Linked DNA regions of Mus musculus: region 1 is linked to region 2. The links are chromatin loops, found by intact Hi-C in ENCODE. Cell type or tissue: heart. All regions are shown on one strand. Each heading gives the region's core, and the rest is flanking DNA. Links, peaks and the distances in the headings are about the cores only.

What was found. A loop is a pair of places that touch in the nucleus more often than their neighbours do. Peaks named below come from ENCODE experiments on the same cell type or tissue, not always from the same donor. Only the 100,000 strongest peaks of a DNase experiment are listed, where the experiment ranks them.
Region 1: a loop joins it to region 2, with 2.5 times the contacts of the local background. A loop is called at or near these places in 9 of 42 quality-filtered maps.

Annotation. Positions count from the first base shown.
Region 1 is chr12:69,641,105-69,652,853 of GRCm38, forward strand. It overlaps Sos2 (SOS Ras/Rho guanine nucleotide exchange factor 2), which reads right to left. Exons shown (of 23, transcript NM_001135559.1): 3 at 9,496-9,627; 4 at 7,348-7,512. Among named protein-coding and RNA genes, the nearest start is that of Gm31679, 22 kb to the left of the region's middle. In heart, for the core only: no CTCF peak of the experiment used is centred there; a DNase peak (open chromatin) is centred at 5,307.
Region 2 is chr12:69,692,065-69,703,813 of GRCm38, forward strand. It overlaps L2hgdh (L-2-hydroxyglutarate dehydrogenase), which reads right to left. Exons shown (of 10, transcript NM_145443.2): 7 at 10,139-10,306; 8 at 9,220-9,377; 9 at 7,422-7,553; 10 at 1-432. The coding sequence ends at 237. Among named protein-coding and RNA genes, the nearest start is that of Sos2, 16 kb to the left of the region's middle. In heart, for the core only: a CTCF peak has its summit at 4,873 (motif pointing left); no DNase peak of the experiment used is centred there; H3K4me3 peaks cover 71 bases.

The DNA of each region.
Region 1 (11,749 bases), core at 1,342-9,341, 51 kb before region 2:
ATAAAATGGCTTGGTAGGCTAGGCAGTGGTGGCACATGCCTTTAATCCCAGCACTTGGGAGACAGAGACAGGTGGATTTCTGAGTTCGAGGCCAGCCTGGTCTACAGAGTGAATTCCAGGACAGCCAGGGCTACACAGAGAAACCCTGTCTCAACAAAACAAAAAGAAAAACAAAAAGGCTTGGTGGTTAGGAATGCTTACTGTTTTTGCAGAGGACCCAGGTCTAGTTCCTAGCGCCAACACCAAGTAGCTCACAACCCCTGTGACACCAGCTCCAAAGGATGCCTTTAGCCACTCTGGGTCCCTGTCTACACATGGTGCACAGAAACTGATGTAGGTATACATATACATATACATATACATATACATATACATACACATATACATGTTAATTTTAAAAAAGGGTTCAGGATGTTCCAACTAGTAAGAAAGAAACATGCTCCACTATGTTCATAGCAGCCTTATTTATAATAGCCAGAAGCTGGAAAGAACCCAGATGCCCCTCAACAGAGGAATGGATACAAAAAATGTGGTACATTTACACAATGGAGTACTACTCAGCTATTAAAAAGAATGAATTTATGAAATTCCTAGGCAAATGGATGGACCTGGAGGGCATTATCCTGAGTAAGGTAACCCAATCACAAAAGAACTTAAATGATAGGTACTCACTGATAAGTGGATATTAGCCCAGAAACTTAGAATACCCAAGATATAAGATACAACTTGCAAAACACATGAAACTCAAGAAGAACGAAGACCAAAGTGTGGACATATGTATCATAGCTGCATATGTATCAAAAGATGACCTAGTCGGCTATCACTGGAAAGAGAGACCTATTGGACTTGCAAACTTTATATGTCCCAGTACAGGGGAACACCAGGGCCAAAAAGTGGGAATGGGTGGGTAGGGGAGTAGGGGGAGGGTATGGGGGAACTTTTGGGATAGCATTGAAAATGTAAATGAGGAAAATACCTAATTTAAAAAAAAAAGGGTTCAGGAAAGATATGAGTGGGGAAGGGGACACATTGGGGACACCTGAAGGAATGGGAGGGAGGAGCTGGGGCTCCTGATAGGGTTCGAGGTGCAAACGATCAAGGTGCAGTTCTAGGGAATCTAAAGCCATCTTTTGAGCTTTGCAGGTACCAAGCACATACATACAAGCAGGTAAAATACTCACACACATAAAAATAAATATATTTTGTTTTTTTTAAAAAGGGAAAAGAGCTGTCAAGATAGCTCAGCAGGCTGCTGGTGGCCAAGCCTGACAATGAGTCTGGTCTCCAGAACTCACATGGGGGAAGAAGAGAGCCAACCTCACAGGTTGTTCTCCGACCTTCACATGAATTACATATAAAAACACTAAACAATTTTATTATTTTAAGAGTTCAGGTGGAAAGAAGAAAGGTATATCCTTGAAAAGAAAGTCCTGTTAGATGAGAGAAAATTATGATAATTAAAGATAATATTCATTCATTCAGTAAAATGTCTGCCTGTCACCAGAACTGCACCAACTCTTGGTGAATTACAGCAATAAATAAAGAACCCACCTTCTTGCCCTTGATGGGTGTCACTCAGGAGCGTTTACAGCTTCTTAGTTCTCCCCACTCACCTCCATTGCTATACTGCTTTTTGTTTCAGCTTAGTTTTTCCATCTGGTTTTGTTGTGCTTTGCTACTTGAGAGATCTAATACTCTCTGACTTCTGTGGGCACTACCTGTACTTACATACATACAGGATAAATATTCATAACCCTTCAAAACAAATGGTGTGGCTCCCAAAGGCCGTGTGTTATAGACCTGGTCCCTAGCCATGAACTGCTGGGAAGTATGGACTCTTTGAGAGGCAGGGTCTTGTGGGGATAAATCACTGGCAGAGTATGGCAGACGTGGGTACTGGACCTCACACTCTGCTCTCTCATTTTGTGTCCTGGACACCATACAGCAAGCAGCTCACTTTGCCTTGTTCTCTGACCACAGTCCAAAGTACCAGATGCACGCAAGCAATGACGGGGTCCACATCAGCCTTTCTTCTCTTTACATTCATCTTTTCAAGGACGGTGTTTTGTAACATTAACAGAAAACTGAGAAGGACTAACATGATATAGCACAATCCTTAACTCCTAAGTTTAAATGTTAAAGGGGTCAGGCAGGTGCTGTGTAGTGTTTCTTATATAAGAAACAACAAAGCTCAGGGCAAACTGGAAGGCACATACACCAAAAATCAAAGTTTACTGTTCAATACCAAGTATTTTCTTTTTGAAAAAAGTCTGAAGTCTAGATTTTTTAATGTGAGTGAGATCTGTAAAATTTGTCACTGCTTTCAACTTACTATCACCAACTTGCCAATACCTTCGTATCACTCCCCAGTCCTGCTGCCACTTAACTCATACGTCCTCCTCAGTCTGCTCACTTCCCCGTATTCCTGTCTAAACTATCTTCCTCACACAGTCAATCCCCACTCATCTCTGCATCACTTAGTGCAAATGAAAACCTCACACAGATTTCAGAGCCTCCCTGACTCCCACTGCTTACTAGCAATCTCCTATCTTCTATGCAATACCTGCCTGACCCCTTTAACATTTAAACCCAGGAGTTTGGTATTGTGTTATATTATTCCTTTTCTCAGATTTCTGTTAATGTTACAAAAACTATCCTTGAAAGGATCAATGTAAAAAGAAGAAAGACTGATGTGGGCTCACCGTGAAGGCTTGCTTGCACCACAGAACTGCACTATTTACACTGATATTTCTGTTCATGTCTTCCCTAATTAGACAATAGCTGTCTAAGGATTTAAAAACATGCACACACAAAAAAAGTGTTTGCTTAAAGGGTTTGTATATGTGCAAATGTTACAAACTATTCTAAAGGCCCAATGACTGCAGGAGCTAAAAACACAGCACAATAGCTAAGCAATGAAGGCGCATGCCTTTGATCCCAGCACTTGGAAGGCATGCAGGCAGATGTCTGAGTTCTAGGCCAACCAGAACTATGAAGTGAGTTCCAGAATAGCCAGGAAAGAAACCCTGTCTCAAAACAAAACAAAACAAAACAAAACAAAACAAAAAACAAAAAAACCCAAATAAACAAACAATCCTGCACAACACAAAGCATTTCTGAAGTCATGTTCAAAACAAGAACAAATAAGCAAAGTCAAGCTGGGCATGACAACAATCCTACAACTCAGCGATTTCCAAGACAAACATGAAGCTATCTTGGGAATTTCAGTTAAACCTTCTATCAAAATAAAAGAAAAAGGACTAGCGATGTGACTCTGCTGCAGAGCTTGCTTAGTGTGTGCTGGCTCAATTCCTAGTATTACAAACAAACAAGTGATGGATGGATGGATGGATGGATGGATGGATGGATGGATGGATGGATGGATGATAGAGAGAGAGGGAGGGAGGGAGGAGGGGGGCACTGAAACAGACACAATATTACCATGCAAGGAAAAGACAGATAACCCAATTCCTACCATTAGGCTAACAAGTTAAACTTCCCCAGAGAAGCACCCTCCCTCTCTCCCATGGGAAGCAGCAATCTCCCTTAGCATACGTTCCGCTCTCAGGGTATAAACCCTTTCCTCAGTAGTGACCGTTACTACTGAGATGGGATTGTTCTCAGTAATCTGATGTGCAGAACACTTTGTAACAGTCAAATACGACTTTTATTTTTAAATGTAAAAAATATGTTCTCTTTTTTTTGTCTAGAAAATTAAACATCTTTAGAAATCAACGGATTTCTCGAATGGTTATTAAACATATGGTCTATGAGCTCTTGGAACCCATTTAGATTTATAGATCATTCCGTGTCAAATACTCTCATTAACTCATTCCCATCACCAGAATCACAAATACAGTTATTTGCATGTTTAGCTAAGCACATGACTGTCTCTTGTGACAAACAAGAGACTGTGAAAAGGAAGTCTGAAACCGGGATCAGCAAACTACAGTATACATGCCAAATCCTGCCCACTCTCTATTTTCATGAAGTTTACTGGCACACAGCCCATGCTCATTTGTTTATAGCTATTTTTGCTACCAGAGTAGAAATGAGCAGTTGCAAGTGAGCCTGCAACAGCTACCACCTCCCTTTTGTGGGTTCTCGGGGTTGCTGCTGTTTTATCATTCTGAAACAGAGTACTAACACTCAGCCTGAAGTTAGCTGAGACCTGGCTGTGGACAATAGGTTGTCCTTACTTGCAGCAATCCTCCTGTCTATGGCCCCTGAGTGCTCATATTACAGGTGTGCACCATCATACCCAGTTTTTGGCTGGCTCTTTAAGTACATCCTGCTCTTGAAGTGGACACAAGGTAAAACAAGAAAAGTGGTATGTTTTAAACCTAGATGGAAGTCTTTAATTTGTTTAAAATCCTATTCTTTAGCCAGACAATGGTGGCTCATGCCTTTAATCCCAGCACTTGGGAGGCAGAGGCAGGCGGATCTCTGAGTTCGAGGCCAGCCTGGTCTACAAAGTGAGTTCCAGGAACAGCCAGGGCTACACAGAGAAACCCTGTCTCGAAAAACCAAAACCAACCAAACAAACAAAATCTTAATCTTTTTAGATATTTTTATTGGGCAATTTAAGTTTCTCAAACTTATCTATACTTTCAAAAGCTGGATAGGATAACTAAAATGAATTCGAGAATTTGATTTTTTAAAGTATCTTGATTGTGATAACTTTAGAAACAATATGAAAATTTCTGTGGTTAAATTTGAGTTATGCTGATAAATGTTTAAATCTATAGCATGAGTTGAAGAAATCAAAACCAAAGAGTATCTCAGTTAGAAAAGTCCTAAGGAATTCAGATGTCTGCCACCTGGAGTAAGCAGGGTGACAACGGACGGAAAAAGTTAAACTCAAACTGTCACTGAGGGCAGGTAACATCAAGGAGCGGCCATGTGGTAGTCAGTCACTACCATCCCTCAGGGACTGTTCCTGTCAGCTGTACTTTACTCTCAAAATCACTCAGAATGCGATGGGGTACTTCATACTATTCTTCTACCTTTTCTATCAGCTTAAGTCACTTTCAAAGTAATAAAAAGTATGTAAGCTTGATCTTAGAAGTCAATATAAAAATGACAAATTTCTACAATGAAATGAAAGTGGAAAAACTCAGTTTTTAAATTACAGAGTAATAGATCTCAACTACAGTTAAAAAAATAGTTTTTCCAAATAATACTGCAGCTTGGGAGTCTAACTCAGGCTATTTAAAGCTCTGCAAACACCAGTGTTCTCTAAAACTTCCTAGTGAGTCTCACGTGCAGCCAAGGCTGACAACCCCCAGTGTGTACTGGGCCAGGTGCTGATTACTGCCTCTGTACCCTGGATCCACTGGTACACTGTTTACGTCACACTGTCCTGAGTTCCTTGTCTGCGACATTCCATCTCCCACTAGCACACACACCCTTAACATGGGGGCTTCTGCTATCTTCCCCAGTGCTGTGCTTCCCTTGTTCAGGACCAAGCTCTTCCAACGGTGCTCAGAAGATGAGAAATAGGAGGAGGACAAAGAGCAAGGGAAGGAAGAGGAAGGAGGAACGGAAGACTGCCTGTTCCTCAAGCAGCCCTTAGGAACAGGAAGGATGACTCTGTAATCAGAAGAACGGCAACAGAGTAATCAGAGGGCAGGAGCTTTGTTCTGAGCGGTGCCCAGGTCCTACCAAACTGTCTTAAGATAGCAAAGCATGGTCTTCAAAGTTACTAATACTTAAAACTCCAGAAACAGCTCTGTGTGTTCCCTTTGTAAAAATAAAAGACTCGGGCATGTGTAATGGCTCATGTCTAGAAATCCCAGCCCTCCAGAGGCAGGAGGAGCTCATGACTGACACCAGACTAGGCAGCCTGAGTTATATAGTGATACCCTGTCATTAAAAAGCAGGAAAGGGAAATAACTGAATAAAATAAACATTACTTAAAACTACCTTTCACCAACTGATTGGATAGATCCCGACACCTCAACCCTCCTGTATACAAAGCCTCCTGATGGAAACGGAGAACTCTCCTCCCTGCCATGATGCTCAACTCTAGAAATTCCAGATTCTGCAAAACCAGTAATTTTCTGTCTTCCAGCATCAGGAATTACAAAAGTTACTAATATACTGCATGGCATGAATATACACCCCTTCAAGCCCAATAACTGGGAGGCAAAGGCAGGGGAACTTCTATGAATTCAAGATCAGCCTGGCCTACGAAACAAGTTTCAGGCCTGCTGGGGATGCATACTGAGACAATGGCTTTAAAACAAAAAGCAATAACTGGGGCTGGAGAGATGGCTCAGTGGTTAGGAACACTGACTGTTCTTCCAGAGGTCCTGAGTTCAACTCCCAGCACCCACATGGTGGCTCACAACCATCTGTAAAGTGATCAGGTGCCCTCTTCTGGTATGTCTGAAGTCAGCTACAGTGTACTTATATACATACATATACATAAATAATCCTTAAAAACAAAAAGGAGAAGAAAGAAAGGGAGCCCTCCATTAAAAAAAAAAAAGCAATAAGCTAGTTTCTTCATGTACTGAAAACCTGAGGCCCAGTGTGATGGTGCGTGCTGATGGTGCATGCTGATGGTGCATGCTGATGGTGCATGCTGATGGTGCATGCTGATGGTGCGTGCTGATGGTTGTAGCATATTAGAGCCTAAATCAGAAGGATTTTAAGGGTGGTCTCAGCTATACAGTGAGTTCAAGGCCAAGCTGGGCTACTCAGTGAAATGTGTCTCAAATAAGCAGAGCAAGGGAGATGCCTGAGCAAGTAAAGATGTGTGTTACCAAGCCTGGTCCCCTGATCCCTGGTGGATGGAGACAGGATGCCTGAGAGGTGTCACCAGCTTCCACAGGTGCACTGTGTGCGTGTGTAAAAACAATTCCCAAATAAATAGCATGGATAAATGTAAAGAAACCGAAGGCAGAGCTCAGTGGCAAAGCGCCTGTCAGGCACATGCAGAGCCCTGGTTCTGATTCCTAGACCACAGAAGGGACTATTTATATCATGTTTCTAGTACTAGCTTTTACTCTATGTGAAATGTGGGAATTTAAAATATAAAAGTCCTGATAACCTTAAAAAAAGAAACTACCTTCATCACCGCTAATTTTAAGAGAAAAACTAAGCCGGGGTGGTGTCGCACGCCTTTAATCCCAGCACTCAGGAGGCAGAGGCAGGCGGATTTCTGAGTTTGAGGCCAGCCTGGTCTACAAAGTGAGTTCCAGGACAGCCAGGGCAGCCTGGTCTATAAAGTGAGTTCCAGGACAGCCAGGGCTACACAGAGAAATCCTGTCTTGAAAAAAGAAAAAAGAAAAAGAAAAGAAAAACTAATGGCATATAGAGTCACTACTTTTTAACACTTACCTTATCTGCACACATGGACACTTTAATGTCTTGCTGAGATATTTCATAATGCCGGATATTAAAAACATAATTACCAGCCAATTTCAAAATATCTGCTGAGATATACTCCAATACAGCCACAATGTAGAGGGACACATGGTAGTCCACTTTATACCCCAAAACTTCCTGTTTAAAAAAAAGTAAGAATTCAATTCCAAAACAAAAGTGTTGTGAAGGATCAGTCAAATGCTTGAAACCCTGCTTAAGAGCTCAGGGGCCTCACTGTGAAGCCCTTGCCTGACGAAAGCAAGGCCTAAGATTGCACTGTAGCACTGAAAGAAAAATTCTTCTGACATTTTTACTCATAAACATTTAAAAGCAGAATATCTCAATATATGGCTGTCAAAGGACAGTGGTTCTTAACCTGTGCTGTGACCCTTTGAGGGGGGGGGTGGTCAAACGATTCTTCCATAGGATCTCCTAAGACCATCAGAGAGCAGATATTTGCACTACAATTCCTAACAATAGCAAAATTACAGTTATGAAGTAGCAACAACAATAATTTTAGGATGGGGGGGTCACCATAATATGAGGAACACAGGGACACAGTGTTAGGAAGGTTGAGAACCACTGCCGTAGGACATAAAAGTGACAGCTGATCCTAGTATTTTTTATCTTACCAAGAAGAAGAGGAGGTGGAGGGAGAAGAGAAGGGGAAAAGGAGAAGATCTAATGTAATAATGGAGCCTTTCATCAAACATTAACCAGTGATTCTAACAGGAAATCTTGAGCTCTGGTTGTGAGGTTTACTCTCCCTCATCCTCCCACCCATCCCACCTAAGCCCTCTTTCTCTTGCTGTTTAGGAAACAAACAGACAAACAAAATAAGAAACAGAATTTTTACAAAGGCATCACACACATACATACATACACACACACACACACACACACATACACACACACACACACCATAAAAAGACAAAATCAGAAAACATACTTATACAAACAAAGGACATTTCACTAAGCATTATCTTTTAATCTCTGTGGTCTCCTTTGCATGAGTGTCTCTGTGTGTGTGTCCAGTGCGGACGGGCAGGTGGGTGGGGCTGGGTGTGTGTGTTTATGTGTGTGTTGGCGCTGCTTAGTCCGTCAGCTCAATAGGAGGTATAGGAAGAGGGAACCTCAACCAAGAAGAATGCCTCGACCAGGTAGGCTGTAGGCAAGTCTGTGGACTATTTTCTTTATTAATGATTGACACAAAGGAGCCTAACCCAGCTATCCCTGGGCAGATAGTTCTAGGTTGTATTTAAAAGGGGGTGGGGCTAAGGAAGCCATGGAGAACAAGGCAGTGAGCAGCACACTTCTTGCTTGCGGCTCCTGCCCTGGCTTCTCTCAATAATGGACTGTAACGCATTTGCTGACATAAGTCCTGTTCTCGCCAAGTTATTTTCTGGTTGTGGTGTTTATCTCAGGAACAATAAACAAACTAGTATGAGGGAGGCTACTGAAATTTCTACCAAAAGCATTTCAAAGCTATACGCAGCAAGCATATTCTCTAGATTATTTTCTAGTGTCTTTTTCCAATGTATACAGGTTAATTTTAAAACACTCAGTGCCATCTGATATTACACTTTCTTAATAACAAAACTGAGAATCAGGGTCTACCACATTGGAATCGGTAAGAGGTAGTTGTCATTGAAAATTGAAAATTCCACAAGGTATAATATTGCTGTTACTAACTGTGTGTGTGTGTGTGTGTGTGTGTGTGTGTGTGTGCGCGCGCGCATGTATACATGAGCAAGCAGAGAGATTGAGGAGAGGGAGAGAGGGGGGAAGAGGGAGAGGAAGAGGGAGAGAGAGAGAGACAGAAAGAGGGAGAGAGAAAGAGGGGGGGGTGGAGAGAGGAAATGAGCCATGGATTTCATTAGAGTATTTTTATTTTTACTTGGTTCTTTTCTTTGGAGGTGACTGGATAGCAAGCTAGGGTATCCCAGGGTATCACTCATGCAAAGCATATCACTGACACACACCCCTCTCCTCATTTTAATTCATATACATATTACAATGTACATAACACAAATACAAACAGACCATTAATACTATATATATTAATATTATAAAAATATTACTTATTATGAAGAATTCCACCAGTGTCTAATCTTTTATTACCTTCAAGGAAGGATGGATTTTGTCCACAGGTAGTAAGAGAGGATTTCTTCGTTTTCGTTTCTCTATAGCAGATTGTGCATCAGCAATTGCCCATTTATCAATAGGATGAGGAAAGGTCTTTTGAACTCGTTCCTGTTCAGATCAGAGCAGAGCCATTCAAAATCGGAAGTGTTTATAAATAGAAAACTCATATAAAACTCAACCTGATCAGTCTCTTTAATACAAGAAAGTCATGGGGATACAATAAATTCTGATCCCAGGAATAAGAAAGCTTTTTGGTTTTAAAAAAAAGTCACCAGTCATGGCAGACATCTATAATCCAGTAGCAGACTGGGGCTCCAGCCTCATGAACTGAGAAGGGACTAAGTTATTATATCTCCTGTGTGAAGACAGCCACTGTTTGTCCAGCCTAACCCATATCATATAAGCCAATCGAATAATTCCTCTTGTACTAGATATTTATTTTATAGGTTCTGTTCCTCTAGAGAGCCTGACTTTTCCACCTAATGTTATGATTAGAATATAATAGCTTCCACGTAGTCTTATGCATTAGGGGTTTGTTTGCAACCTGATGGGCTCTGGGGAAAGTGACTGGATCCTGAGGACTTTGACCAAAGAATCATTTATAATGGAATTATTTGCAGGTTGTAAAATGGAAGAGGTAAGTCACTTGGGATTGTGTCCTCCAGGCTATTCTTGCTGTGCTCTGTTTCTGTATTTCTCCTTTCATTCCCTGTCTTGCCTCCCCCCCTTCCATCATGAAATAAATGGCCTCAGCAAATGTTCCTACCACTAAGATGCTCTGCCTCATTCCAGACATAGAAACATGAGCTAAATGACCAGACTGATCGCCTGAGCCAGAACAAGCCCCTTACCCTTATAAGTTGTTCATGTCAGGTACTTCACCACAGTGACACAGATGTGACTACTATAAGAAATTGGTACCACATAACCAGGGCCATTACATCGATGATACTACAAGGTGGTTAAGCCTCTGGAAGGGATTGGTATAAGGAAGTCTGGAGAAGCAAACTAGCAAAAGCCTTTGGTGCTTCAGTTAGAACTCACTTCCAGTGAACAGTCAGAAGACAAGATGCTACTAAAATGTGAGCAGTAAGCTGTACTGACAAGATCCAGATGGAAAGGATACTGTTAGAAATGAGACCAGAGGGGGCTAGAGCGATGGCTCAGTGGTTAAGAGCACCGGCTGCTCTTCTAGGGGTCCTGAGTTCAGTTCCCAGCAACCACATTGTAGCTCACAACCATCTGTTATGGGATCCGATGCCCTCTTCTGGTGTCTGAAGAGAGCAAAAATAAATAAAATAAGGCCAGAGCCAGCGGGGCTGGAGCAAGCAGGGCCAGAAAAAATAAAAAATAAAATAAATAAAAATTTTTTTTAAAAAAGAAAAGAAATGAGACCAGAGGTCATGTATGTTATACTCTGAAAGAATCTGTGAATGTGTTCTGAGACTGTAAGTGAGGCTAAATTTTAAAATAATTTAGTAAAGTAAATTTCAAAATAGCATAGCATTCATACTGTAACACCGTTGTTACTGGCATGTTTTAGTCCGGTTTACAATGAAGATCCAGAGCAAAATAGGAGTAGAAAGACTGGGAAAATGTGTGGTTTGATCAAAAAGGAATGCTTTAAAATTTCAAACATGCAAGATTTGGTTGTTTCAAGATTAGTGATGTGATGAGATGGCTCAGTAGTTAAGAGCACTAGCAGCTCTAGCAGTGGATCAGGGTTCGAATCCCAGAGCAAACAGAGCAGCAAACTACCATCAGTGCCAGGGCATCCAATGGCCCCTGCTGGCGTTTGTGGCCACCAAGCATGCATGTAGTACACAGACATACATGCAAGCCAAACATCCATACACATAAAATAAAAATAAATAAATCTTTTTTGAAAAAGTAGTGACATTAAAAACACAAACTGGGGCTGGTGAGATGGCTCAGTGGGTAAGAGCACCCGACTGCTCTTCCTGAGGTCTGGAGTTCAAATCCCAGCAACCACATGGTGGCTCACAACCATCCGTAACAAGGTCTGACTCCCTCTTCTGGTGTCTGAGGACAGCTACAGTGTACTTACATTTAAAAAAAAAAAAAAAACACAAACTAATAAAAACTTCAAGCCCAGTATGCCTGTTCATGCCTGTAATTCTAGCACTTGAGAGGAGGAGGCAGGAGGATCACGATTGAGACTACATAGTAAGTTCAAGGCCAGCCTGTGAAAGCAGCTGCCTTACTGCCA
Region 2 (11,749 bases), core at 1,707-9,706:
AACCTGAAGTTTCAGGACAGGTGCCGATACACTTCGTTTCTTTGTTCACAAGAATATGGACCTGAATTTTAAAAAAATTATTATATCTACTATATCCTGTTAATAAGTCAATGTTTATTTTAGCCTTAAAGGCATGGTTTTCAAATTGTTTTCTTAAATTCTAATTTTAAAATGCAGCCGGTAGACCCTTGTTGCTGACGTGGGGACTGTAATGCAAGCACAGTTCCCTCTGCCACTCATAACTTAAACCTTTGCTGTGCTTCCTCTGCTATCATTCTAGAAATTGCCAGGGAGGAAGTGGCAGCAGGCGAAGGCGCATTTCTCACATGAAGGACGCGGTCTGCAATCTCGCCAGTCCCTCCGTCAAACACAAAATCCTCTACCAGATTTCCATCTCTGTCCAGGGCCTGGGCCCGTACTCCAGCAGGACCTCTGCAAAAGCAAAAATAACGTGATAAGCACCTGAGCCAAGATGCCTACAAGCTTTCAACATATTCGTAAGGCAACCAAGTCTTGATCCTAAATGCAGTTCTGTGGAAGCGCACTTAAGTCATGTTTAGCAAGAGGCTGTGGAGGACACTCTGGCCAACTCAGAGCCTTAGCTCGAGCAGAATGGCTATTCAGTAACAGTGTAACAAATCCTGCCACATAGATATCCAAGCAATTCATTACTTGTAAATAGCTCTTCTTCCCAAAAGTAGCAGGCAAATTCACATTTAATTGGAATAGATGTCTTTATTTAAGATCATAAGCTTACTCTAGAATTCAATCAGTGGCCACAGCAGACTTTTCACAAAGCAGTGGGTAGGAGCTGGTCCCAGCTGCACACTCCAACTAGGGTGCTGTTTTTTTAAATTATGTTTTGATAAACTATTATTAAAATTTATGGAAAAAAAACCTAGTACACTCTAAGTTGGAATTTTTAATTTAATAGCTTAACCTCCAATATAAGGAAAACCTCCAATTAATTATAAAAAGATGGCAAGTATAAAAAAATTAATTGAGCAACATGTTAATATTGTAGTGAGTCAACTCAAGTTCTGATTTTTTTGTTTGTTTGTTTGTTTGTTTGTTTTTCATTTTGGTTTGAGCCAGGGTCTAACTATGTAGCCCTGGCTGTCACTCTGTAGACCTGGAACTCTCTCTGTAGACCAGGCTGGCCTCAAACTCACAGAGTTCACCTGCCTCTGCCTCCTGAGTGCTTAGACTCCATCACTCGGCCAGCTTTATTTTATTTTTTAATTTTTTTTTTTTTAAAGAGAGGGTCTCATGCAACACAGGCTGCTCTTGAAGTCCATGTGCAGCCAAGGATGACTTCGAGCCCTTTTAAAATTCACTTTAAAATTTTTCACTTATACTGGGGTAGGCTTAAGAAAAGGAAAAGGGATGAGGTGAAGTGACAGGTAGCTGATGGTTCCTGTCCCTTGCTGGGCAGAGGAGGAATCCTGATCACAGGCTCTTTGACACTTTTCCCTCCGATTCGCTGCTCTGGTACTCAGGCGCACGTGAACACTTGCTTGCAGACCATAGCCCAGCGCTTCCTGGCCCGGGGCTGCTCATTCCTCTTGGTCCACTGGGTCTGCCACATGAGCCCTTCTCACCCCGCTGGGCTGGGCGCGCTGGAGCTTATCCCCGCCCCTGCACACTATGGCCACACACTGTCTGTCAGATCCTCCCCAAACTCCTTCCCAACCGGAAGTCCGTGATGTAGATCCCAAAAGTGCTTAGTGTGGGGATGGTCATACGGTTGCCTTTCTGCGCGATCTCTTTGTCTGGCTTTGGCAAATCCGCCGAGCTGACCTGGAGGCCACACAGGTATTCCTCAGAATTCTCACAGATCAGCATCTTCCAGTACCTATCCAAGTTCACAGGCATTTGGGGGACTGACTGTGGTTGGTCATGGTCACATGGTCAGCTACAGAGTGGGAGGGAGCACTCTCAGCACTGAACCTCCTGATCCTACTCTACACCCTGAGAGCTGGGATTACAGGTGTGGGGTACCGTGTCCAACATTCTGCTTTATAACCACAGGAAGGATTTTTTTTTTTTTTTTTAGATTTAGAATTCTGCTGTCTTATAAAGTAGTTAAAAATTACAGATGAAGGGCTGGAGAGATGGCTCAGCGGGTAAAGGCACTGACTGCTCTTCCGAAGGTCCGGAGTACAAATCCCAGCAACCACATGGTGGCTCACAACCACCCATAATGAGATCTAATGCCCTCTTCTGGTGCGTCTGAACAGCTAGAGTGAACTTATAATAAATAACTTAATAAATAAGACTTAAAAAAATTACAGAGGAAATTTGAATTAAATGTGTTTAGAATCCAAAATAATCTCCTTTAAAAGTGTTCACATTCCAAAGCATAGCATGAAAAACAAAAAAACCAAACCTATCTGTGCATCATTAAGACACAAGGAAGCCAGGCAGTCATGAACAGTTTCTGTTAATTCTGGAGCAACCCCCATAAAAGCCTGAGGATACAAAGAGAAACATGATAACACAGTCCTTAGAACTCAGCCTGGCTCAACAAGGACAAGGACAAAATCAGCCACTACTGACCAAGCACTTCACGTACTGGATCATCTCCTCTCCTTACAACTGCCGAGGGGCTGGTGTGGTGCATAAGTAACCTCAGAGGAACACAAAGAGACTGAGGACCGTCTGGAAGCACTGAACTACAAGTGTAAGAAAGTGCACGTGAAGGTGAATGATCAACTCTGGGGCCGGGAGGATTCCCGATGAGCCTCAGAGACAGCAGCGGAGCACAGGAAAAATGGCACTGAAACGGACACTTGTGAGGACAAAGACACATACTAACGTGGGGTCCTTGTTTGCAATCTGTACAGCTTATGAACTCATCAGTGGCACTCCTTGATTCTCTCAGCAAAGAGTGCAGCTGCTGGTCAGAGTGCCAGTGAGCCTTGCTGTCCTGTCCTTGTGTCTTCCAGGGGACAGTCATTGGTGCTCAGTCCTCTGTGTAAAGTCACTTGCCTCAGTACAGAGCTTCCAACTGCATATTCCTCATTACTGCTAAGCCTGCTGGAGTTAATGCTGATTAACCACAGCAAGGAATATATCTACAGTTTTCTCCCACATAAAGATAAGTTATTTCTCAATACCTTGGGCCTAAGTGTCCAAAATCTGTAACTCAAACTAAAAATAAACCTCTATGCTTTTCTTAAGACCCGACTATAGTTAACACCAGCATGGAATGTCCAAGCTAACAAATGCCTCTTGTTTTGGCCTCAGCATCTTCGGAAGCCTCTGCTCTCTCCTACATAGTACTGCAAGTGCAGCCTTTCCTTTCAGAAGACTTCAGCCTGAGGTCAGCACTGGAAAATGAAACCTTAGAAAACATAAACCAAACCTGCCTCAAGGGCAGACAATGTCTTGTACAACACCTACTTCTCCTCCATGTCTAGACTTGAGTGTTACAGTTCATAGACAGTCAATAAGCTATGCACTATATTTTTAACAATTTTTTAAGCAAAACTAAAAGAATGATTTCACAAACTAAGAACTGTGGACTCAATTATATAAAAGCTATGAAAACTTGTAACTGACATCTTTGGCTGGCCCTAAATAGGATAGCCAAGTATGTATAAAGCTCATGTTGGGACTACTGCCAATCTAAATGTGTAATACCGAGTGAACATGTGTAACTTGGAGTGCTGCTATGGAGAAGGGAAACAATTCCAGCCTAATTTCCAGACCTGAAGGAGCAGTTATTTTCCTTCCTAATCTTTAACAAAAATGCATTATGAGAGAATATCATTGTTATCTAGGCTCATCTCTCCTTATTTTCTGGTAGGTGCTGGGTATGGAATCCTGTACCTTGTATGTACTGGGCAAGCACTCTATATGCCCAGTGTTAGGGACGAGAACATTGTGAGATCCTATAAATGTCCTGTGAGAGATGACAGAATACCAGCAGTCTAGACTGGGGGCAGAAGGGATATACTTTAGTTGTTAAATTTCCAATTCTGTACAGTATCCGAGGATTCTCATCTGATTCAGAGGGCTTTATGTGAGGAAACCCCAGGGATAAGTGTGTCTAAGGGCGTCCCTCTGTACAGGGTTTTCATTTGATTCATCAGGTATTCTGAGGAGAACTTTTTTTTTAAAAATGTATAAAAGCACAAAGAACTTCTGTATATGAATTACTATTATCATTTTGTATGACAAACTTTTCTCCCCCCCACCCCCAAGACAGGGTTTCTCTGTGTAGTTCTGTATAGCCCTGGCTGTCCTGGAACTCACTCTGTAGACCAGGCTGTCCTCGAACTCAGAAATCCACCTGCCTCTCACAAAGTTTTCAACAATTATACAAACATAACCATTCTTGTTTTATCTGAGGAAATCCCACTCAACACTCAGGTTTTTCCAACGATTTAAGGCACACCCCTGAAGACACCATTTCATGCCAATGTGTATGAAAACTATGATTATTAATAAAGTAGTACACACTTAGTATTGACAATATTCAGCCTATATCAACCAAACTGGCTTTAACTTTTTACTCTCTAATTTACAGACAGGGACGGGGGCAGGGAGTAGTGAGGGGAGAAAATCATCAAAATGTACAGTATGCTTGTATGAAATTGTTAAAAAAATGAACTAAATGGCTGGGCAGTGGTGGCGCATGCCTTTAATCCCAGCACTTAGGATGCAGAGGCAGGCAGATTTCTGAGTCCGAGGCCAGCCTGGTCTACAGAGTGAGTTCCGGGACAGTCAGTGATATACAGAGAAACCCTGTCTCAGGGGGAAAAAAAAGTTTCTTACATTTTCTCTTTAATTTTGTAGTGTGACATTTACCTAATTCACTAGACTAGTGGTTCTCAACCTAGGGAAATCCTGCCCCCTAGAGGATAGCGGCAATATCTGGAGACATTTTGGATTGTTACAAATGGGTGGATGGGTAAAGTCCATGGGTATTAGTAAATAACCTGCAATAAGCTAGCCAGGCCTCACAGCAAACAACTATCCAATACAAACGCCAACGGCACCAAGTTACAGAGGTATCTTGCTATCTTGCTTTTGCATTTTATAACATAGTATAGCTTCCATTCCTGGAAATGTTATTTTTGAATCACTTAATAAGACATTTAACAAAACAATACACGAGAAGTGGGGGATCATTGCCTATATGACTTCATCTTTTTACTTCCTTACAGTGCTAACAGTGTAACACGTGACTCAGAAAAGAGTGAGAGGCGCTTAGAATTAACATAAAGGCCTTAGTGACAATCACGTATCTTGTACAGCTCATGCATGTATCTGACAGATAACAACTTCACATTCCAGTCTAATGCACCACAAATTGTTGTTCACAATGCTTTGCTGAACAATAAGAATGTAGATGCATGACCTTCGGTAGCTCCTGATGCTCTCGGCACAGTTTTAGAGTAATACCTCTCTCACGCGTGGCTTCCATCAGCTTGCTCCTTTGCAGCACTGCGGATCTAACTCAGGACTGCTTGGATGTATGGCCTGTTAGACTGCACTATCTAACATTTATGCTTATGACACAATACTGGGTTGCATGACAAATAAGACAGGCAGGACTGAGGCTTCAAGCTGTGAAAAGCTCTATTGATCTCATCATTAAATATTTCAGGCATTTAATAAGATATTAATTAACAAGATATACTCTAATGAAAACCGGAGATAATAAAAATAAAATAAATAAAAAATCAATTAAAAAGCAGAAAGAAATCTATGTGGTATTTGCAGATTCTGATCTTCCGTTCCCAGAGGCAGCCACTTTTCTGAGTCAGGTATTTATTAGTTTTATGACTGCTTTTTATTTTCACAGTGATCTACAAATAATGTGTGATATTTGGCTTGTTTTTCAACTCATACAAATGATATCAAATATATATTCCTTGTTTTTAGTAATTCCTGAATTTACCAGCTGGAGGAACCAGAAGAAATCAAGAGAAGGAACAAATAGGGTCACTAAACTAGCCATATCAGCATCTGTGTCTCTAAAGGGGAACTCCTCTGTGATTGAGTTGACTGTCTCCACATGCACCTGCAAACAGGTTTGCCTCAGACTTCTATCAAACTGTGGTAATGAATATAGGTAGTGAACTCCCTGCCACAGTTTTGATACAAAATCCCACATGCCCAGCCACCTGATTTAACCAGCCTGTTTTCAGATTTAAGACATTCTAAGTCTACAACTGTAAACCAGAGAAAATAAAAGACTTTGTTTATAAGTAAGCACAAGAAAACAATGCCTCAATATTTTTACCCCTTCCATTTCAGAAGGAGAGTGGGAGAGATGAGAAAGGAAACGTGAACTGGGTACTTAACAGTCCCTCCAAGGAGTCCATCAGAATGGCCTCAGAATGACACAGAGACAGATTTAGAGAAGATCTCCCCCTGCCAGCCCCTTAAGGGAAACAGCTGACATGACTGTCGCTCTGCTAATACAGAGTGGAGCTCACGGACATATTACACCAGGCTAGTTTCAACAGCTGCTCTACAGCACTGTGGAGGGGGATGCTACAGTATGAGCACCTCGAATACACCGTGGATTAGGTCTGACAACTGGCACGGACACTAAAAATATCCCCAGGGAGGACAAACACATAGGCTTGATGAGTTCAGAAGAATCTACACAGCAAGTCCAGAAAGTCTCTAATTCCAAGAAGAAAACACCAACAAAGCTTTCCTGACACCCCTGAGCAAGGATTTAGAACAACTATAGCCGGGCTACATCCTACTTCTATCCTACAAGCAGAGTCCAAGTGGACAGAAGCACAAGTAGTGGGCGGATCCCAGTGATGCAGAGCGTGCCCCGCCCGAATCTGCGTGAGTGAGTTTGATTCCCAGCACCCACTATGGGCAGCTTACAACTCCTGTAGTTCCAGTTCCATGGGCTCCAATGCCTCCGGGTTCATGTGCACATGAGACCACACCTCTCCACAGACATACACAATTAAAAATAAAATTAAAAATTTTTAAGTTGAGAAGACGAAAGGCAAGTATGTGTCTAAAGGGTTTTTAAGACTCAGTCAAGGGCTGGTGAGATGGCTCAGTGGTCAAGAGCACTGACTGCTCTTCCGAAGGGCCTGAGTTCAAATCCCAGCAACTCAAATCCCAGCAACCACATGGTGGCTCACAACCATCCGTAAGGAGATCTGATGCCCTCTTCTGGAGTGTCTGATGACAGCTATAGTGTACTTACATATAATAATAATATAAAAAAGACTCAGTCAAAGTGGCACACAGAGAAACCCTGTCTCAAAAACAAAACCAACAAAATGGACAGATGAGTCTGAAGAACTAAAGGCTATGATACAGTAGTGCAAGAGGGATGCTAGCCTCTTGGGAAAAAGAGAGCAAAGATTCTGAGGCTGTGCCATCTGAGCGAGGGCTATCACCAGCCAGGCCTCCCTCTCACATTGCCTTACCGAAGGACATCGCTGATGGTGATTTCAGGAATGAACTTTTGAAGATGCTTCACTGTTTCACTGAGAAAACAGGCTTTATACATTTCATTAACTCCATAAGAGAAATGCTGGAACACCAGGTTAATGAAGCCGCTAAGAATGAAGGAAAGAAAAAAAACACCCTTGAGATAGAGGAATCTTTTATTACTATAAAATATCTATACGTTTTAGAAAAAGTTACATAGTAAAGAAACTTTTGGCTAATATAAGGAGAGGAATTCACTCATATTCAAAATTTATAAGGAACTCGACTTCAGAATGGTAGTCTTGCTAGTGTTCAGGCTTTCTAATGCTTTCAATACACTAAAGAGGCGTCTTTAAAACAGTGCGACACTTACCCTAGTTTAGTCTGGCAGAGGCACAATATTCTAGTAGTAGTTCTTAAGTGAGATTCTGTACACATGCTAAGAAGGTCAACCTAATCCTCTGTTAAGAGCCTGCAGAGGGTAAAGCCCATACATAATTTAAAATGCTTTCCACTGGTTGTATATAAACTCTTCTGAAGAGAAAGACTGCTAAACAGACCAGCGGGCTGGGAGAAAGCGCATTTGGTAACTATGTGTTTGCCAAGCATACTCAAGAAGGTGAAGGAGAAATAGCCCCCTGGGGCTTGCTGGCCAGCTGGTCTAGATGAATCAATGAGCTCCTAGTTGAGTGTGTCTCCAAAACAAAATAAGGAGGATAATGACTGAGGAAGACACCTGGTTGGCAACTCCCCTAGGCCTCACCTGGTTGGCAACTCCCCTAGGCCTTGCCCAACCTGCCAGGTACAAGCCAAACCCCACTCTTCCTGTCTCTGTCTCCCCCCACCCCCTTTTAACCAGGCCCTTTCCCTTCCTCCAATAACCTTCCCTTTGTACTGAACTATGGTATGGCAGTGACTCCTCAGGGCAGCACCCTGGCCAGGCCCACTGAGATGCTCCCTCCCACTGCATTATACCGCCATTTATAAAGCACAACACACTTGACATCAAACTATGGCCTACACATACACATGCATGTGGCACACCCACACACATGTGCATGCACACAGGAAAACCCAAATATAAGGCTATTTCTTAGAACAGTGTCATAAGTCTATATGGTATCAACCTTAGATACACACACACACACACACACACACACACACACACACACAAGTGTATGTGCCATTTCATTAGTAAATTTTATCTAACAGCTTACAAAACAATGGTGACTAGCTTGAAATGGTCTTTTCAAAGTTGTTTCTGGTCTTTTAGTAACATTTAAGATATGAACTACCAGATTTTATTTTATTTTATTTTTGTTTTTTGATACAGGGTTTCTCTGTGTAACCCTGACTGTCCTGGAACTCACTTTGTAGACCAGGCTGGCCTTGAACTCAGAAATCTGTCTGCCTCTGCCTCCCAAGTGCTGGGATTAAAGGTGTGTGCCTCCACTGCCTAGGACAAGAAACTACTTTTATTTATGAATGACTTTGGCCTTACTTTCCTTTTAGCTAAGACGTTATTACCCTGGTTCATCAAAATCTTTTGTGAGGCAGTAAAGCATTACACTTGGAAAAACCCTCTTGCTGGTATGTACAAGGTTCTGCCTTCAATCCTTAGCATCAAAACCAAATAATCAAGTTTATGCTTATTACAGAAAGATCTTAATTGGGAATAATAAACAATAACAGTCACATAAATGAAGGTTTAGTCTATCAGAATATCAAAAACTTCTGGAGTTAAAAAAAAAACCAAGTACATAAAATCTTCTTAAAGGTGACAGACATTATTACCTTTTGAGAATTACTTCCATAACATCTCTGGCATCGAAGTCAAAGGGTCTGTAACCTTCCCGTTTAAAGGCAAGCACTGCATTAGGCCCTAGCCAAATAGTGCCATCCAACCTGGGCGTAAAGTGAACTCCAAGGAAAGGAAACCGGCTGTCTGGGACCTGCAGACTCAACACAACGATGAACGGTTAGCACAGTTCACGTTCCCGTGTACTGCGCACACAAGCATCTAACTGGTGACGTAAGAGAGCTCCTCCCACACATTTGAACGCGTCACGAGCTGTATTCAGGGAGGATTCTCTATTAACACACATCCTGTTTTTAAATGCTAGTGACATTAATATATATTGTTCCACTTATCCATCTTTCTGGGAAAGGGAGAAAAGATGAACTGTCATAATCTTGGCTCTTTCTCCTATAAGAGAGGTCTGTGACTGGCAGGCAATTCATGGCTGCCGGGAAGAAATGTACACATCTCCAGCCTAGGCCTCGGGGAAGTGAGCAGCAGCAGACAAGTCAGTCACCAGTGGAGCCTCCCATTCTCCCAGGGACTGGCTCATCAGCAGGGTAACCGCAGGCAGGAGAGCGCGCGCTCCATATACACACCCCCAACTTTTACCTCCTGGAACTGGAGCAGCCATAGCCCCCTGTTCCCAGTGCACTGAAGGCATCAGTATTCCTGCTGCTCTCCCACAGGGGAGGGAGGAGCTGGTTCTTGTACTCCAGGGTGTACTCGTGCTTTCAGAGACATGTGACCCACAGAGCAGAAGGCGGCTTTGGGAACAGACCCACAGCAGGCAGATGATATTATGACGCACACAGCCCTGAAACCCTTTCTAAAGCAGGTAAACATTTTTTATTTTCATTTCCTTTGTGGCTCCGACTAACTTGATAGTGAGAAGACAGAAGGATCATTACTTACCGGATAAATATTTCCTTTTACAAGGTAGCCCTTTTCTGGCTTTAAGACCAGGTAATCTCCCCGGAATGGGACAATTTGAGGGTCAGGATTGCAGCCACTCAACTCTGAAATACGGTCAGAGTAAAGACCAGCACATGTGACAACATATCGACACCGAATCTCCTTTCCCTGGAACAAAATAAAGACGCATGGTTAGTTTCTAAACATGAGAAAGAAAATGTGGCAGCCCTTGTCTGTGGGTGAAACCTTAAAACCCAAAACACGGGGGCTGGTGAGATGGCTAAGTGGGTAAGAGTACCTGACTGCTCTTCCGAAGGTCTGAAGTTCAAATCCCAGCAACCACATGGTGGCTCACAACCACCCATAATGAGATCTGATGCCCTCTTCTGGTGCGTCTGAAGACAGCTACAGTGTACTTACATGTAATAAATAAATAAATAAAGTGTGTGTGTGCACCACCAAAAAAAAAAAAAAAAAAAAGAAAAACCCAAAACACTACAACTGAATGAGGAATTAACAGAGGTTGCAATATAGAAGATGGGTAAAGGAAGTTTGGGTTTAATCAACAAACTATATGCACGTATGGAAACAACACACTGAATCCCATTATATAGTCCATATATGCTGAGATACTTTTCCAGGGACTGGGGGTGGCAGGCATTCTTACTGTATAGCCCTGGCTAACCTAGGCTACCCACACACACATGCACACGCACATATGCTTGTATAAAGGAATAAATAGGTCAAAGGGGAGAAAACAGATGCTAAAAAATAAGGATAAATACATATTTTTTTTTTCTGAAAGAGCAAATTCAATGTAACTATCAGCAAAACTGGACCCTCTTTTATAAAACGTACAAAAATGAATTTGAAGCTACACATAGTGGTAAATCCCTACAATACCAGAACTTGAGTGGCTGAAACAGAAGGGAGTTCAAGGCCAGCTTGAATTACAACACACCCCAAACCCCAGACCAGTTAGGGCCACTTAGCAAGCAAGATCTTATCTCAGACAATCAAAGAAATTTTTTGAAATGGAGTCAAGATTTAAATGTAAAACCTGTGACTACAGAATATGGAAGGTGCTCCCTGGTACTGGCACTGGTGACGGTTTTTGTAGAAGGGTCACCACAGACACGAGTAAAAGAAGCAAAAACGAACAAGTGGACTACACCAGACTCAAGGTTCCTGCACAGCAAAGGCAAAGCTAGAGCAAGCCATCCACCCGACAAGGGTCAATCCCGAATACATAAAAGGAACTCAAGAACTCAACGGCCAGAAAGTAAGGGATCCGATTTCAACTGGGCAGTAGAGGCATGCGTGCACCTTTAATCCCAGCACTTGAGAAGCAGGGGCAGGTGGATCGTTATGAGTTCAAGGCCAGCCTGGTCTACAGAGCTAGTTCCAGGACAGCCAGGGCAACACAGAGAAAACCTAGAACAAGACAAACAAAACTGGGGAAAGGACCTGAATAGTCACTCCTTTCAAACACATGCATACATTACCAACGGGTAATGAGAAAGGAGCTTGACCCCAGAATCATCAGAGAAGTGCAAGTTGAACCTCTTAGGACAGGGCATAGAACTGCATGCCTTTAATCCAGCATTTGAG